2 separate regions of the Mus musculus genome follow, and region 1 is linked to region 2. The links are chromatin loops, found by intact Hi-C in ENCODE. Cell type or tissue: left cerebral cortex. All regions are shown on one strand.

The links. A loop is a pair of places that touch in the nucleus more often than their neighbours do. Peaks named below come from ENCODE experiments on the same cell type or tissue, not always from the same donor. Only the 100,000 strongest peaks of a DNase experiment are listed, where the experiment ranks them.
Region 1: it touches region 2 in a loop (3-fold over the local background); 3 of 42 quality-filtered maps call a loop at or near these places.

Annotation. Positions count from the first base shown.
Region 1 is chr1:194,620,200-194,628,199 of GRCm38, forward strand. It overlaps Plxna2 (plexin A2), which reads left to right. Exons shown (of 32, transcript NM_008882.2): 1 at 1-198. Among named protein-coding and RNA genes, the nearest start is that of Plxna2, 4.4 kb to the left of the region's middle. In left cerebral cortex, CTCF peaks have their summits at 4,412 (motif pointing right) and 4,615; DNase peaks (open chromatin) are centred at 404, 659, 1,564, 1,836 and 3 more places; H3K4me3 peaks cover 5,080 bases; H3K27ac peaks cover 3,947 bases.
Region 2 is chr1:194,791,467-194,799,466 of GRCm38, forward strand. It overlaps Plxna2 (plexin A2), which reads left to right. Exons shown (of 32, transcript NM_008882.2): 18 at 2,263-2,502; 19 at 2,907-3,050; 20 at 3,357-3,591; 21 at 5,441-5,583; 22 at 6,074-6,342. Among named protein-coding and RNA genes, the nearest start is that of Mir3962, 27 kb to the right of the region's middle. In left cerebral cortex, no CTCF peak of the experiment used is centred here; DNase peaks (open chromatin) are centred at 1,825 and 4,056.

The sequences.
Region 1 (8,000 bases), 170 kb before region 2:
GGAACCATTCGGGGGCCACCCCAGGAATACAGGCAAGCGGCCGGCGCGGGCCGAGGATTTTAATGATCCTGGGTTACATGTGGAACTGGCTGCCAGTGTGACTCCCGTCAGGCAGGACTGGGCGCACGCTGCCCTGGGCAACCGCCAGTTGAGCGGACGAAGAGGGGACGCAGGGACAGACAGACACTGCCGAGCTGGGTAAGCAGCGCCCTCCGCCCTTTCCCCGAGCGCGCTCCCGCGGCGGTTCCTCCGGCGCAGCCTCCTCAGGTCCCCTTGGGGTCCCGGCCCCGGCCCCGGCTTGGTTGTGGCGGCGAGTATACGCGCGTGATCCGCCACTTTCGCAGCTGCAGTCTCCTGTCCAGGCTTCCGGGCCATAGACTCCAGCGGCTCTGGTGGTTCCGGCGCTCCGTGGCGCGCTTATAGCGCGCACCTGCCGGCTGTCTGCAGCTCTGGGGAGCGCCTGAGCGACGAGGTCGTCCCAGGGTTGGAGCCCAGAGAGGGCCTCCGTGGCACTAGCAAGATAGCCTGGAGCGACTATGGCCGGAGGCCGGTTGGGGGGCGTTCACCAGGCAGTGTAGTCCCGGGTGGCCGCTGGCTGTTCCAGTGGTTCAGTAGACTGGGAATCACCGGGAAGGAGAAGGCATCCTTTGCGTGCGTTCCGGGAATCTGTGAGAACGGTTTGGAAGCACTGTAGTTAAGTGTTCCTGTCCCCATCCCCCATGGCATAGTGCCCAGCTGGGGCCAGCCCCCTTGGTTTGAGCAACAGTGGTGCTGGTTGAAGTGGGAGTTTGTCCAGAGTCCAAGAGGCTCCTTAAAGCTCATTTCCCTCCATGTACTCTTTTTTGCCCTACCTCACGAAGTGATAGGATCTTAGAAAATTCCAGTTTCTTTTACTCATAGGTAGTCTTCGTAAATGTTCATCTTGAGCTGTATGTCAAAAGCTGAAAATGTCATTCCTAGGGCCCTCAAAAATGCCCACCTGTTTAACATGACCCTTGCCCTAGGAAGGGCTATCTCTTCAAATAGCTCAAGTAGAGATAAGAGGGAGAAAAAGCTGGGGGGAGGGAGGGGGTGCAACTTGGGAGAACAGGTCAGTCCCTACCATCTGGAAAGGAGAGTAGTTGTTGAGGGCAAGAATGTTCAGTGAAGATCCAAGATCACAGACAGATTAACTCTCTAGCCACTCATATGCACAACAGACAGAGGTGGATGGCTTTGGGGAGTGAGGCTACCAGATGTCTCTGAAGGCCATCTGTGGGGGATTAGACATTTTGAGACACAGCCATCCTTGCAGTGGACCAGGTCTGTACAGTTGAGTATCTGGGCTAGAACACAGACAATACTGAGATGGCTGCTTTCAACAGACCTGGAGTCAGGTTCAGCTCTCTGCAATTCCACACAATAGCAGGCCTGTCATACTCAGTCTCTTTCCAGATCTTGAAACTTCATTCTTCGCTCTGGGCTGACTATGAATGTTGGGGCTTTCCAGTAAGAACCCGTGCTCCTAGAGGAGCTTAACCCTGGCTGGAGGAATTCAGCTGTTCCTAATTGAAATGCACAACTTTCTGTGTAATCACCCTGGAAAACTCCTACAGTTGCAAGCAGCCCTCCATCCGCTGACCTCCAGGCAGGAAGATAGAAGAATTCATTAACTTCTCTTCTCCCCACAGAGCATCATTGGAAGTAATTACCTGTGATCTCTGCTGGGTGGCCTAGGGGTGGAAAATTGAGAGAGGGCAGGGAACCAAGGAAACAGAGTGGAATCTTGCCCCGTACCCCAGGAGGTTGCTTTTTTGTTTGTCTTCTACCTGACATCACCTCCTCTTGGTGCTAAGCCCCCACCCATCCCACAACTTGCCTCTACTACCACTCGCTAGTGTTACCTAAAGAACCTGTCTTCTCTTTTTCACAGTTAATCTTGTCCAAAAAATCTGTTGATAAAGGGGGCTCTGACTGATCTCTGTCCCCATACTGTCCTCAGAAAATTTGCACTGGGATGGGGGTAAATAGTCTTGAAAAACAAGAGAATATGGCTTTTGACCCATCTATAGAGGACACTCTGCTGAAGAGCAGCAAGCTCTGAGGTGCCAACGAGTTGGATAGTTTTCCCTCCAAGGGAAAAAAAGGCAAGGGGGTCTCTCAGCTGTTCCATTTTCATTGTTGTCAGGGCATAGGGACAAGGACCCTCACAGACTGGATCCAGGCAGGGGTGAAGAACAGCTGACCTTTTGGCCTAAGACTAAAGGAAGAACAGACAATAATAACATATGACTATCACTCAAGACTATGCCATCCCAAGGCTGCCGGTCCCTATCAGAGCTGCCCCGAACATCTCTCCTGTCTCTAGACTGTCAATGAAGGACTGCCCTCCAACATCCTTGACCAGGAGAAGTTGTATATGTGGTAGATGGTTAAGTTCAGCATCTGTTTTGCAGGAGTTATGTGCTCTAAATAAGGTTGGGAAGCCTCAAAAAACAGCCTCTACTAGGCCCCCTCTCCTGCTTACAAATACTCCTGATTATTCAGCTAATCTTTATTTCATGGGCAAGGAGACACAGGAGCAGGAGGGGAAGCCAGTGACATGCTTAAATACACAGGACAGCAGCTGGCAGGAGCTTTAAGCTTGCCAGCACAAGCAATCCCGAAATATTTCTGGTACTGGAGTCATCACTGTTTGTGGAGCCTTATGGTTTCTATTCCACCTTGCTTTCTATGACTGCCTCTGGAAGATACAGGATTTGGTGTCGGGGAGGCAATTCCTGTTTCCAGTCCCCCCTCCCCAGCTGTCTTCCTGCATTGCCATACAGCTGTCTCTGCACAGAGAGACTAGGGTACAATATACTTCTGTCCATTATGGCAAATGGAGAGGCAACCAGAGCCAACCCCCCTCCTAACCCCATGCAGATCATAAAGAGACAGGAGCATTGTGTTACAGTCTGTTAGCTGGAATAATCCAAGACTGCCTACAGGAAAGCAAGAGAAGCGGGTTTTGAGGTGCTGGGTGAAGTTTTTACAGCTAATATGTACAGCACCCCAACACTACCTTTCTCCCATTGTTACCCCTCCCCCCAGGGCTGTCTGTTATCAATTCATTCTATGTGAGTGTTCTGTTTCTTCCCATCACATATGCTCAGTTCAAACAATGATGAATGGAACCGATTCCCTTATGGGAAACAGTTTTTTCACTTAGTTACAAAGATTTCATGCCTGATTAGAGCAAATGAGGGGTGGGTGTGCCATCCCCTGCTTTTTTTTTTTTTTTTTTTTTTGGTCATTTCTAAAGGTGACCCCCCCCCCCCCCGTGGAGACAAAAAGAAAGGCAGTTCGCTGGGGTCAAACAGCTGGTCCCATTGCGCCTATTGGAAATGGCTGGTCTGAAGAAGCCACCCCTTTCCTCTGCTCAGCCCCCAGACTTCTTTGGGCCCTACTTCCTAGTATATGGGGATATGGAACCTCTGTACAACTCATTGCTCAATATTAGATTGGAGGGCAGGAATAGAAGTGAGAATCATTTTTGTTGGGGATAAGGTCCCTATGGAGTTCTAGTATGAGATGAGAGAAGGAAGGGAGGGTGGCAAGAAAGGCTTACAACTGAGCTCCTCCAGAAAGTTCCCTGCTTCAGCAGCTGGTTAATCATTATCCTGACTTGGTCTGGCTTAGTCTCTCATCTGGGTAGCAGGTTATCTCTGGGAAACCCTGAGAACCAGCAGGTGTTCTCCGGCAGTCTTCTCTTCTCCGAACAGAGTGGTTGGTGTTGGCCTTCTCTGCTGTCTTCCTATAGTCCGTGGCATAGTACCTGACCCATTCACTCTCCCCTCTTCTTCTTTAAGCATCCCTCCTTACCTGTCCATTTGTCCAGGCTTTACCAATTGTTTACATGTCAGGGTGCAGCCAGCGACTGAGGAGAAGACAAGGGCTGGTTGAGTTGAGAGGTCTGGCTTCACATGGAACGCCAAGCAATTTGGGTACAAATAGTGACCAGTTTGTTTGAAAATGAGTTAGCGGGGGATAGAGAAGGGAGTTTGAACAAAGCCTCTTGTTCTTCCTACCGAAAGACTGGTTCACTAAAGACTCTGAACAGCTCTGGCCTGTGGTCCTGTTCTAGATATCTGAGGTTAGATCACTTGATAGGAGGTCCTCCCAAAGTACTTGGCTCATCAGAGCTGCCTTGCTGAACTCTACAGAAACGCAGGTAGAAATGGAGCATGTAGCTCAAGATACAGGCATGAAGGCGCACTTGCCATAATAGAAGTCAGGATGTAGACAAGGTCTCAGATAAACAGAGAGACAGGCAGGAGACACAGGGAAGATAAAGATACTGACAGTGTACTGAGATGGGAGAGCCAGTGACTGAGCCCCAGGCACAGGCTCCTTCAGTGAGCTCAGAGCCTGAGGCTCTGGGATGCAGGAAGCCAAAGTAGCAGGTTTTCTCCACTAGAGGGGACTCTTCAAAACCACAGGTTCTGAAATACTGGCTTTTGTGCTTTTTCTTTTCTTATTTGGGGGGAACCGGGGGAGGGGGGGCTATACTGGAAACCCCCAGCCATTACTGCTCAGAGACCACAACTGGAATGGCAGAGGGCAGAGCTGGAACTTTTCAGCCCTGTTTGGCACAGAGGAATGAGATTAGGGGAGAGAAGGGCCCAAGAAGTAAGGATCAGCTTCATTATAAAATGTTCACCAGGCTTACAGGGGAGGCTAGCATCATAGGGAATGTATAGGTTCCTGTGCATGCATGTGTGTGTGTGTGTGTGTGTGTGTGTGTGTGTGTGTATAGATATAACTCTGAGAGGCCAGCCCCACAGGACTTGTCTGGGTTTAGGGGGCTGAGAGAGGCTTAACCCATACAGTTCATGTCTGGGTGGCTAGGGGAAGGGATGTTATATTCAAGTCAGCAGGCAGTTCAGTCCTGGATGTCTCATCAAGTGACTCTTGCCTTTTTTTTTAAACCAGCAAGTAAAATTTTGGCCCATCCCCAAGTCCCTGTCACAGGCCTGCTCGTCTTCTTACTCCCTAATGTGGATTTCCAGCCAGTCTCAGCAGTGGCAACACTGCTCCGAGGGAGACTTTTTTTAAAAAGACCTTTCAGGAACTAAACGCATGTCAACGTTGTATCACTGACTTAATCTTTGTCTTCATATTCTCCCTGGGAGCCTGTCTCTGAATTCTAATTCCCCCTTTCATTTCAAAGGAGGACAATATTGAGGGAGAACAGGCATAGAGTGCAGAGGCTTCTCTCATCCACAGAGATAATAACTGTCCAATGGTAGATGGAAAAATATTGAAGTTTGGGGATGGGCAGGGAATCAGAGATCAGTGTCCCTCCAGATCTGATACCATCCCCTGATATTTAATCTCAGCTTCCCTCTGGCTTAAACTTACTGAGGGTCAAGAGTGGAGTGGAGGGAGGACATAGGGAAAGAAAGAAGCAAAACAAGATAAATGTGTCCGGTTATGAAAGTTTAATCCTGCTTTTCCTTGCCTGAAATTACTTTCAGGATGAGAGAAAGAACAGTAAGTTCAACTTGTCTTTCAGAAGCAGGGTGGGGAGGGGCCCTGGGGCACAGACTGAATATGTGGTAAGGTAAATGACTCTTTTCCCTCTATGACCCCCAACATGCATGTGTGTGCAGACTTGCACACAACACACATACCACACACACACACACACACACACACCCCTCAGAGGCTTCCAGAGCCTTCTGGAGGCCCCATTTCTGCCCTGCTCCACCTTCTGCGAAGACTCAGACTCACAGACTTTCTTTTTTATGTTTAAACAGCCTACCTTGTAGCTTTGGTTTCTCCTTTGGGTGTTAAGAGAACATTACTTGAGTATTTGAGCTACTGTTTCTGCCCCTTATGGCAAGCCACACAGACACTGAAAGCAGGAATCAGAACACATTCAGATTTAAATAGGTGCAGATTGATCTTGTGCTTGTGTGCTGCCAAAAATGTGGTAACTCAAAGCCCAAGGATAGAAGGGCAAAAGCTTCCGCCTTCAAGGAACCACAACCGCAATGTCTGGTGCTGAGGGAGAGAACTGCACAACCACACCCCCCCAGGCACCAGGCAAAGAAGGCAGGGTGGGGTTAGCCATGACTAGCCTCCTTCCCTTCCTGAAGAAGGTTGTTGCTCAGAGCTTGTACCCTGTGTCACTCAGTACATGGCAGATTTCTGGGAAGAACTGGCTGGTACCTGAGAGATCCAGGGTACTGTTAGTAGGAGCTATTTAATTCTACCTCCCTACCCTCTGCCCTTCCCCCATGGGTGAGGCAGCACTAGAGTTGTTTCCTACAACACCATTTCTCACAGCAAAGTATGGAGAGGTTTTCCTGCTGCATTCTTCCCCAATATCCCAGAAGTGGAAGTGTGGACACTAGTGTGGTTCAACAGGAAATGTCACTGTTTGTCCCTATTTCAGCCTGAGTGTCCTAAATGAATCCTATCTGAGATGAAAGCCAAGGAGGGCTAGCAGAGGGAGGTTAAAAGGAGGTAGATGTCAGCTCTCTTGGGGACTCTGATCCCATCATGGGAAATAGAACTCCCTGAACCTTAGGGTGGAGGGCCTTGTACTAGGGTGTCCCAGACTAGGGATAGGCCTGGGCTTCAAGAGACCTGAGAAGCCCTTACAGTTATGCCCTGGAACATCTATGTGGGTTTTTTGTTTTTTGTTTTTTTGGGTTTTGTTTTTTTTTTTTTTTTTTTTTTTGGAGAGAGGCCTGCTAATCCATCCATTGTAAAGAATCTCTGTAGTTTAGGCCTTGTACTATAGTTGGCAACTTGGCTTCTCAAGTGTCAACCCAGTACAGCTACTCTGCTGTGGACAGAAAACTTGTGTGAGGCTGACTTAGAGTGAGTAAGAACACTCCAGGGACAGCTCAGACGGCTGGGGAAGCCACCATGACAACTTTTCTGTAATCATAATCATGTAAGGCACATGACCTTTCTAAGCAGGAGATAGGCTAGGAGAGGGGTGGGCTTAGGAAGGGTGGGTAGAAAGCTCTGCCTCCCTGTGGAGACTGAGGACCAGAAGGTTGGCAAAGTGGCAAGGGGATGTTGCAGCTTTGAAGTTGTTTCCTGCTTCTAAAAGTGAAAGGTCTCTACTGAGCTGAATAAATATTACACTGACTTCTGACCTCTCACCTTCCCTGTCTGTCCCCCATCCCCACTTCCTCCTCTTCACTTTCTTCAGGAACAAAAATACCTGAAGGAGAAGAGCCTGGTTTCTGAACTCCCTGAAGGACTATTTCTCAGTAGAGCTCAAACTCCTTCCCCATTGTGAGCCAGCAGAGCCCCACTCTGGGTCTCCACTTCAAGTGTAAGTGCTGGTGTTTCTTAGAGTGTCCAGAGACCTAGAGTAGGATGGCTGACCCCAGCTTCAACCTGCTTGGAGCTTCCCAACTTATCCTTTCAGTCAGTGACAGAAACCTGCAGCACCAGGACTTTTGTAAGGTACCCCCAGATCCTGTAAACACCTCCAGGTTTACCCAGAAGAATGAAGTTCTTATCTGAGTACCCAGGCAGCAATCCCTCCAGGTTTTCAACTCAAGCACTTTGGGAGTAATATGAACCACATGTGTAGCTGGAACCAGGAAGCCTCACACAGAGGGTGTGAGACCTACTAAGAGCCAGACAGATGGCCAGGAAGAGTGTGGTGTCACACAGGCTCCTGCTACATAAGAACAAAGGAGGAACAAAGGGTTTCCCTTCACACTTTCTGCACCCTTCCTGGGGGCTTCTCACCTGTTGACTGCTCCATACCTCCATTTGCTCCCTGGTAGCAGGAGGGAGAAGAGAGCATGCCTGACACTCTGGTGAGCTGATTCCTCCCTCCAACCCAGTACCTCTGTCTCTGTCTGTGCATGTGATAGGGTTTGTTTGTTTGTTTGTTTGTTTGTACATTGTGATGTTCAAGAGCTTTTATTTGTCTGTGCTTCTGGAGCTAGGTAGAAGTTTGTTAAGGGAGTTAGGAAAATGATGAGTGCTGCCAACTGGAAAAG
Region 2 (8,000 bases):
AACTAAGTACAGGTTTTAAAATACAGATTTTATTATCATTCCAAAATAGCCGACCAGAATACAACTTACAGATAAATTCTTACGAGAAGGATCCCTTATGCCAAGGCAGCAACCTTTAAGGCAGAAGAAAAAGCTGGCTCTAGCTTCTCTTAGTCTTCATAGAAAGGACGGTGCTACAGTGCCAGAGGATTGATTTGTGTATAGCAGTTGGCTCTAAGGCATGAGGGTCTCTTCCTGAGTCCTTGGTACAGAGTCATGGGATAATTAGGGCATGTGCATAGTATGACATGAGGTGGTTTGGGCTAGGGATGGCTCTGCCATTTGTTTTTACATGCAAAGTATGCCACCAAGTTGCAAGGCTTTTACTGTCTCAAGGTATTGACCAACCTGGGGAGGACCTTCTCTCCGGTTAACAGGATCAATATAAGGCACCAATAAATACAAAATGAGATGTGAGTATAGTATAGAGAGAATGCTACAATGTTAGCATGAGGGCAACAAGGGTGACTCCCAAAAGCTACAGCTTTCATCCTCAATGAAAAAACAAAAAATATGGCTTCAGCTTCCCTATTATATGACATCCTGAAAAGAACTAAATATAGTTCTACCTTCTGGGAAGAATTGGAGGGCTCTAGGACTACATAGTGACCTGCTTGGGGGTAGCCGGGCTTGCAGGCCTGAATGGAAGCATGGAGGAAGGCAGTGTCCCTAGAACATGGCCTCAAAGCACTGCCCAGTGCCTCTGTTTACAGTAGGAGGAAAGAAGTACTTTGCCCTTTTGCTCCATTTGGTCCCCACCTTAGCCTCAGCCTGGAGCTACCCTTTTACTTGTGTTCCAAGTTCCCAAATAGACAGTGAGGGGGACTGGCACAAAGCCTCAAAATGCATAGGGAAGTTGACAAACCGTACTCACTTCATTGCACTGATTGTTTCTCCTATGCCTATCAGTATCCCCAGATGCACCATGATATGGGCATTAAGTTGGAAAGGGACAGGAATGGAAACTGATCCCTAGAACAGCAGAAAAACCAGGGAAGCAGTTTTGTTTGGAAGGATTAAGACTGATTTGAAGTTCTGACATCACTTCTACATACCAGCTCTTTTCTGTGCTGTCAACTGTTTCACACAGGCATCTGTTTCTGGTCATGAAGCCTGTCTGTGTATATGTTCACACACACACACACACACACACACACACACACATGCGCGCGCGCGAGCACCACATGCTAGGTAGAATATACTAGAGTGTTCTGGGCTATTCCCTGTGACAGCCCGGTTCCCACAATGATACTGAGCTAACTGTGGTGCAGAGTAAAAGTTAGGAGAGCAAGCTGGAATCTGCTTTTTTTCCCCCTATGCCCTGCAATGGGTCTGTTAGTAGTTTCTTTGGTTGGATGTTTTCTTAGCTTCAGAACCAACCACTGCGGGGAGAATAGCAGATGGTGCTAACCAGGCACCAGTCAGTAGAATTTTGATGGCAGACCAAGAGACAAGGGAGAACATGAACTCAATGTCACTTCTGAGTGCAGATGAAGGAGAATGTGGCCAGAGAAAAGAAAGAAAGGCCCTGAGTGGCAGAATTCTGTCTACTGACCACTTTGTGCTGAGGCATTAGCTGAACACTGTGCAAGGCACAAAAAGCTCATCTCACCACTTTCTGTTCCACACCAAATACTCCCACCCCTAACCCCCACACATACTCCCTTACTGCAATTGTCCTCTTCAAACATTCTTACATCTTCAGTCTTTGCATTTGCTGTCTCCTCCAGCTGAAACTTATTCCTGCGCTACTCTTTGGCCTAGGTAAGCCTCTTGTTCTCTAGATAAAAGCATTCACTACTTCTGAGGGAAATCTTTCATGAATCCCGCTTTAGGCCATGCACACTCACAGACTTTCCGGAGCATCTGGTTCCTCCCACCAGAGTGTTCCTCATCCATTCATGCATTTCACAGCATCGTGCCCTGTGCTGCCCCAGGCTCTCTGTGGAGTAGCTTATAAAGCTTGTTTAATTAATCCAGAGCTGTCCCTTGGGACTACTTCATTCTGTGCACCAGACTCTCAGCCCAGTGTCTGCCAGAAAACAGGTGCTCAAAACAGTGTTAATAAATAAATGAGTGGGGTTAAATGCATTATCACCACATTTTTCTTAAGGGCCTCCTATGTAGTGAAGGAAGTCAAGCAAACAGAGGGTAAGAGGAGATGACAGACCCTCCTTCACCCACCAGGTGTTCAGGTTTGAATGCTGCTCTCTGCTTCCTTAGGTATGCACAGTGGTAAACACAACCACCCTCACCTGTCTGGCACCCTCTCTGACCAGTGACTACCGCCCAGGTCTGGACACTGTGGAACGGCCAGATGAGTTTGGATTTCTCTTTAACAATGTTCAATCCTTACTCATCTATAACGACACCAAGTTCATCTACTACCCCAACCCAACGTTTGAACTGCTCAGCCCCACTGGAATCTTGGATCAGAAGCCAGGCTCACCCATCATCCTGAAGGTAGGAAACATAAATGGGGAAGAAAAACCTGGATAGTGGTGGGAGAGAGCATTGCAGGCCCTTCCCTCTTGAGAAGGCCAGATCTCTAGATGCTAATACACAGGAGTCTTGTTGTACCCCACCTACCCTTAAATACGATGTGTCCTCCCCTCCACCTATATCTGTCCATTTTTTCTGTGTTTCCTTTTCTTTCCTCTTCTTCCTCTTTCCTAAACACCTCCTTTTTGGGGGGGGGGGTCCTCCTTTCATCTATGACTGGTTCAAGTCTCTTTAAAAACCTATCATAGAGGCTTACTGGTTTTTACATTTCTTCCCCATCCTGTCTCCTTTATCTCTTTTAAGTAGGTAATTATTTTCTGCTTGCAAATTCCAGTTCTCCTCATTAAGACACCTGTTCTCTACAGGGCAAAAATCTCTGTCCTCCTGCCTCTGGAGGGGCCAAACTCAACTACACAGTAATGATTGGAGAGACACCTTGTACAGTCACTGTGTCTGAGACACAGCTGCTTTGTGAACCTCCCAACCTCACAGGGCAGCACAAGGTCATGGTGAGTGAACCCTCTTCTGTCTCTTTCCTCTGCCCAACCTCACCATGTATACATGAAGAAAGCTTCCCTTCAACCTCAGTTCTGACTCATGCCCTCCATATTTTATCATCTCCATGTCCTATATCAAAATGGATAGCAGTTGGGTACACCTGAGTAGAAAGGCAAATTTCAAGGCAAGAATTACTTAATATCCAAATATGCGCCATACTGTCATAGTCTACCCTGCCATTGCTCACACTATAACACTGTAGGATATGATAGCACTCCAGGGCTCTATACCTGTGTGTCTGTGTGTACAATGCACAGGTTCACGTGGGCGGGATGGTGTTCTCACCTGGCTCCGTGAGCGTCATCTCCGACAGCCTGTTGACCCTGCCAGCCATCATCAGCATCGCAGCTGGTGGAAGCCTCCTTCTTATCATCGTCATCATTGTCCTCATCGCTTACAAGCGCAAGTCTAGGGAAAATGACCTCACACTCAAGCGGCTCCAAATGCAAATGGACAACCTGGAGTCCAGGGTGGCACTGGAGTGCAAGGAAGGTGAGTGCAGGTGCATTCTCTACTTCCTGGACTTCTCCTTCTTCACTAATCTCATCACCCTCCTTACATACAAACCTTGTCTTTATCTCTATCCTCTTTCCTCAAGCCTTCATACTCTATTCTTTCCCAGGAACTTTCCTGTCCCTGGGGTTGGAGAAGACCCAGGTATGCCCAGGTGTGAGGAGATAGGTCCATTGGCAGTGTTCACTGTTCCTGATCTACCCCAATTCAGTCCATAATTTAGCCAGCTGTCTCTTCCTTTCAGGACTAGTATGTCTTCACAGTAAGCATCTGCCAGGCCTCATTGTCTTAGACCAGATCCTTTAATTGCCAGTGTTCACCCCTTTCTGAATACTCACATGGAAGTCACAGCCAAGAACGTAGGAGAGCCCTGCCTCCTCCCCGGCCTATCATCTCCTAGGATTTGTTTTCTATCTCTGCTGTAGACTGAATGTTCCAAAGGCCATACTTGCTGACAGACAGCCTTGAGTGTGAAAGTGTGTAGGAGTGGAGATTGTATTTTCTCTCATCTCCCACACAGAAACATCCACGGGGTGACTGACAAGCATACCTGGCATTCTTTCAGGCTGAGGACCTAGCAGGCTCCTTGGGTAAACATATCAATTAAGAATCAAAACATTTTTCCTTTTGTGGCAAGTGGCTTTTCACAATCAAGCAACTGTTGAACAATGGAAAAGAACTGTACTGGGAGAGATGGGTCAAAACTCTCCCATCTCCCTTATATCCTAGCACGAAGATTTACCCCTTGACCTAGGAAGCCAGGGAGATACTTAGGAGCTCTTCACTGCCTGGACCTACCTTCAGGGTCAGCATTTGACAGCCAAGGTTTTCACATCCTGGTTCTTTTTCTTCCTAGGGGAAGGTTTGTTTATTCTGACCTTTGTTGAGCTCCAGAAGTTCTCCAATTGCTTCTACAAATACCTATAAAGGGCCTAAGTCATATTGTTCTCTTCTCTATATTTTAGCCACCTTTGCAACTGTAGAAGTAAAAAAATATAGATAGATGATAGACAGAAGACATAAAAGGTCTCCATCTTCTCATAACAGTTTGTTACTCAGATTCCATTCACTATAACAAGTCCCTGACGTAGTCACCCAGTAAAGACAGAGGAGCTGGGAGATAGCTCAGTCACATGCATGAGGGTCTGAGGTTGATCCCTACAATCCAGATAAAAACAAACAAAAACAAAAAAACAACTAGGCATTGTGGCATGGGCTCAAAATTCCAGCACAGGGAAAGCAGAGACAAGAGGATCTCAGCTCAGTGGCCAGCCAGCTTAACCTAATTTGTGAACTCCAGGCTAATGAGAACCCGTCCCTGAGGAGGTGTTTCTAAAGATGTCTGTCACCTAAGGCCATCCTCTGGATTCCAAAAGTACACCTGTCACAGACACTTTTGCATGTATCTATTCACATGCATACATACACTTTTTTTTTTAAGTTACTTTGGCTGAGTTTGGAAATTTTCTGTCTCTGATAAGTTAATCCTGTTTCGGGAAGACCTGTGGTAAGGCTGCACATAGTGGTTAAAGTGTGTAGCCAAGCAAAAAGTCAAAGAGGGAGACCCACTCTCTAAGATCTCCCCCAAGTTTCATCTCTCAAGTTCCCACCACTTCTAATAGCTTCAAGTTGGAGACAATGCCTTAAGCAATCCTTAAAGTCCTATAGTAAACAACCTATGGCAGAAACCTAGGACACCTTCCTCATTACACTCCTCTAACCTACTGCCTCTCTACCCCAGCTTCCTCCTCCAGACAAACTTTTCCCTCTCTCCTCTCTCCTGACTTGAACTCCTTCTAAGCTTTCCTGTCTTCACTCACTCTCACAGCTTTTGCGGAGCTTCAGACAGACATCAATGAGCTAACCAGTGACTTGGATCGATCAGGAATCCCTTACCTGGACTACCGTACCTATGCCATGAGAGTCCTGTTCCCAGGCATTGAGGACCACCCTGTTCTGCGGGAACTGGAGGTACTGCATGTCTTTTAATGATGTAGGCCAGGGATTCCCAGGAAGTCCAGAGAGCAGTATAGGGTTATGAAGGAAAAGAGCCAATAGTTTATAACTGCTTTAAAAATGGTAGGGAACAGTGGTTTGTGATAGACTTAAAAATAATGACTAGGGGCTCGTTTGTACATTTGTTGGTTTGTTTATTCAAGAGAATGAGTCAGGGCAGAGGAAATTACAGGAAAATTAAGCTGATAGATCATCTCATGTTGGGCCCTTGGGAAATGAGGTACATCTGTTGCCAATGCTGTTCAGAACCTCACCACCAAGACAAGTAGAGGGGACCCAGAAGACTTTAACCCTCACAGAACAACCCCCAACAACACAGTTGGGGGATAAAATGGCTGCAGCCCTCATAAAGAGGGTCCTAGAGCAGACATTATCACTATCATGTCCTAAGGGTCTGGATGGACATCCAGAGCCTGTCCTCTGAAGGTCATCCTGCATACCTCAGGTACAGGGAAATGGACAGCAGCACGTGGAGAAAGCCCTGAAACTCTTCGCCCAGCTTATCAACAACAAGGTGTTCTTGCTGACCTTCATCCGTACACTGGAACTACAGCGCAGCTTCTCCATGCGAGACCGTGGGAACGTGGCCTCTCTCATCATGACAGGCCTTCAGGGTCGCCTAGAATATGCCACTGATGTCCTCAAGCAGCTGCTCTCTGACCTCATTGACAAGAACCTGGAGAACAAGAACCACCCCAAGCTGCTTCTCCGCAGGTCTGATCCACAGCAGGGGAAGGGCAGTGTTGAGTTATAGACCTTGTCACATAGGCTCCTGTTATCCTCAACCCCTGGAAATGGCTTGCATGAAGGGTTGCTTGTGATTTTATACCAGCCCAGGATGGAGTGTGATCTTTTGCTGGTCCTGGGAAACCAGGTGACTCCCAACCTAAGTACATGGCTTATCTTGGGACGCAGCCTCACACCATGGGTGCTGCCTTTTTGTGGTTTGGTTTCCTCATAAACAAGATAAGAGGAATACTTGTCTCTGCTTCCAGACCTGTGTGCCTGAGCATGGTGTCACTGTTGACTAAATAAATCATACACTTTACTTTCTCCATCTCACTGATCACAATCCCAGTGTCCAGACACTGTTCTTGAGGCTACCATATTGGATAGTACAGGCAAGCAATTTCTCATCATCATGCTCAGATCTGATAGACATGCTTGGGGCCCAGCTTCCTAGCCTAGAATTGCTAGCATATACCCCCAACTCAGTTGCCACTTTTCTGGTAGGGCATAGATTTTAGAGACCCTGTATCTCTTCCTGCACCCACCCTCAGTTGAGATCATAATAAGCCCAGAATAAATCTAGGGGTCTGAGCAGCAGGAATTGAGTCTGTCACCTCCACTCAGGCTCTTCCTGCACCTTTGCTCGCTGGTCTTGGGTTTCCAGGCCACACTTGGGGTGGCTTTGTTTTATAAGCATTGAGGCCCCATCCTGCCAGTAGGAGCACTGAAAGCTCTCATTAAGAGCTGTTGTATTTAAATTAGAGATAATCTCAAACACAATGCTGGAAGAGGGTGCTGGGAGGGCCAAGAGAGAAAGCTGCAATCTCTTCTACCTTTGTCACTCTCTCCCAGCCCTTATTGCTAAGCAGCCCTGGCTTTTACTTCAGCCAAAGGGTATAATTTGCATCACATGTAGGGATTTAAAATACCCCTTCACATCCCCATCAACAAGGTCTGTCACAGTGCTTTGCTTTGTTTCTTCCCAAGTTCCCATAGCTGCAGCCTGGGTTGGAGGAGGGGAAAGAGGTTGTGCTTACAGAAACAGACCCCACTGTTGGCTAAACTCTTAAACACTGCTCTCCACCTAAAAGCTTAGAGAGCATATGAATCACGGGCCTAAACATTCTTATTTCCCTAGTGTTTTACTGTGGGGTAGGTGCTATCTTTCACATTTTAAATATATCAACCGATTCACCTCTAACAATTGAAAGTGTGAATTAATTATGACTGTGACTTACCCAAAGTTATATAGCCAATAAATAATATAGACTGGATTTGAACATGTGGCAATCGATGTTTGGAGAGGTGGGTACCTGGCATATACTACAGAGTACTTGAGTTGCAGAAACCACAGAGGAACAGGCAGATTCTCTTCATCATCAGAAGACCTGAGGGAGTAAGGAACTCATCCTTTACAGCCTGTGGGACAAGCATTTGTCTGCAAACCACATCAGGTGTCACCAACAGTTTGTGGAACCACACACAGAGCAGCAAAATCTTGGGGAATGACCTCCCAAGCAATTTCCCATTAAGTATAGGAAAGAGCTCATTCCTGGCCAGTCACTTCTAATTATTGCTGGAGTTCGGTTGGGTTGCTAGGGTCCAGTCTTAGCCCTATGCTTTCTTACACACACATGACAAGC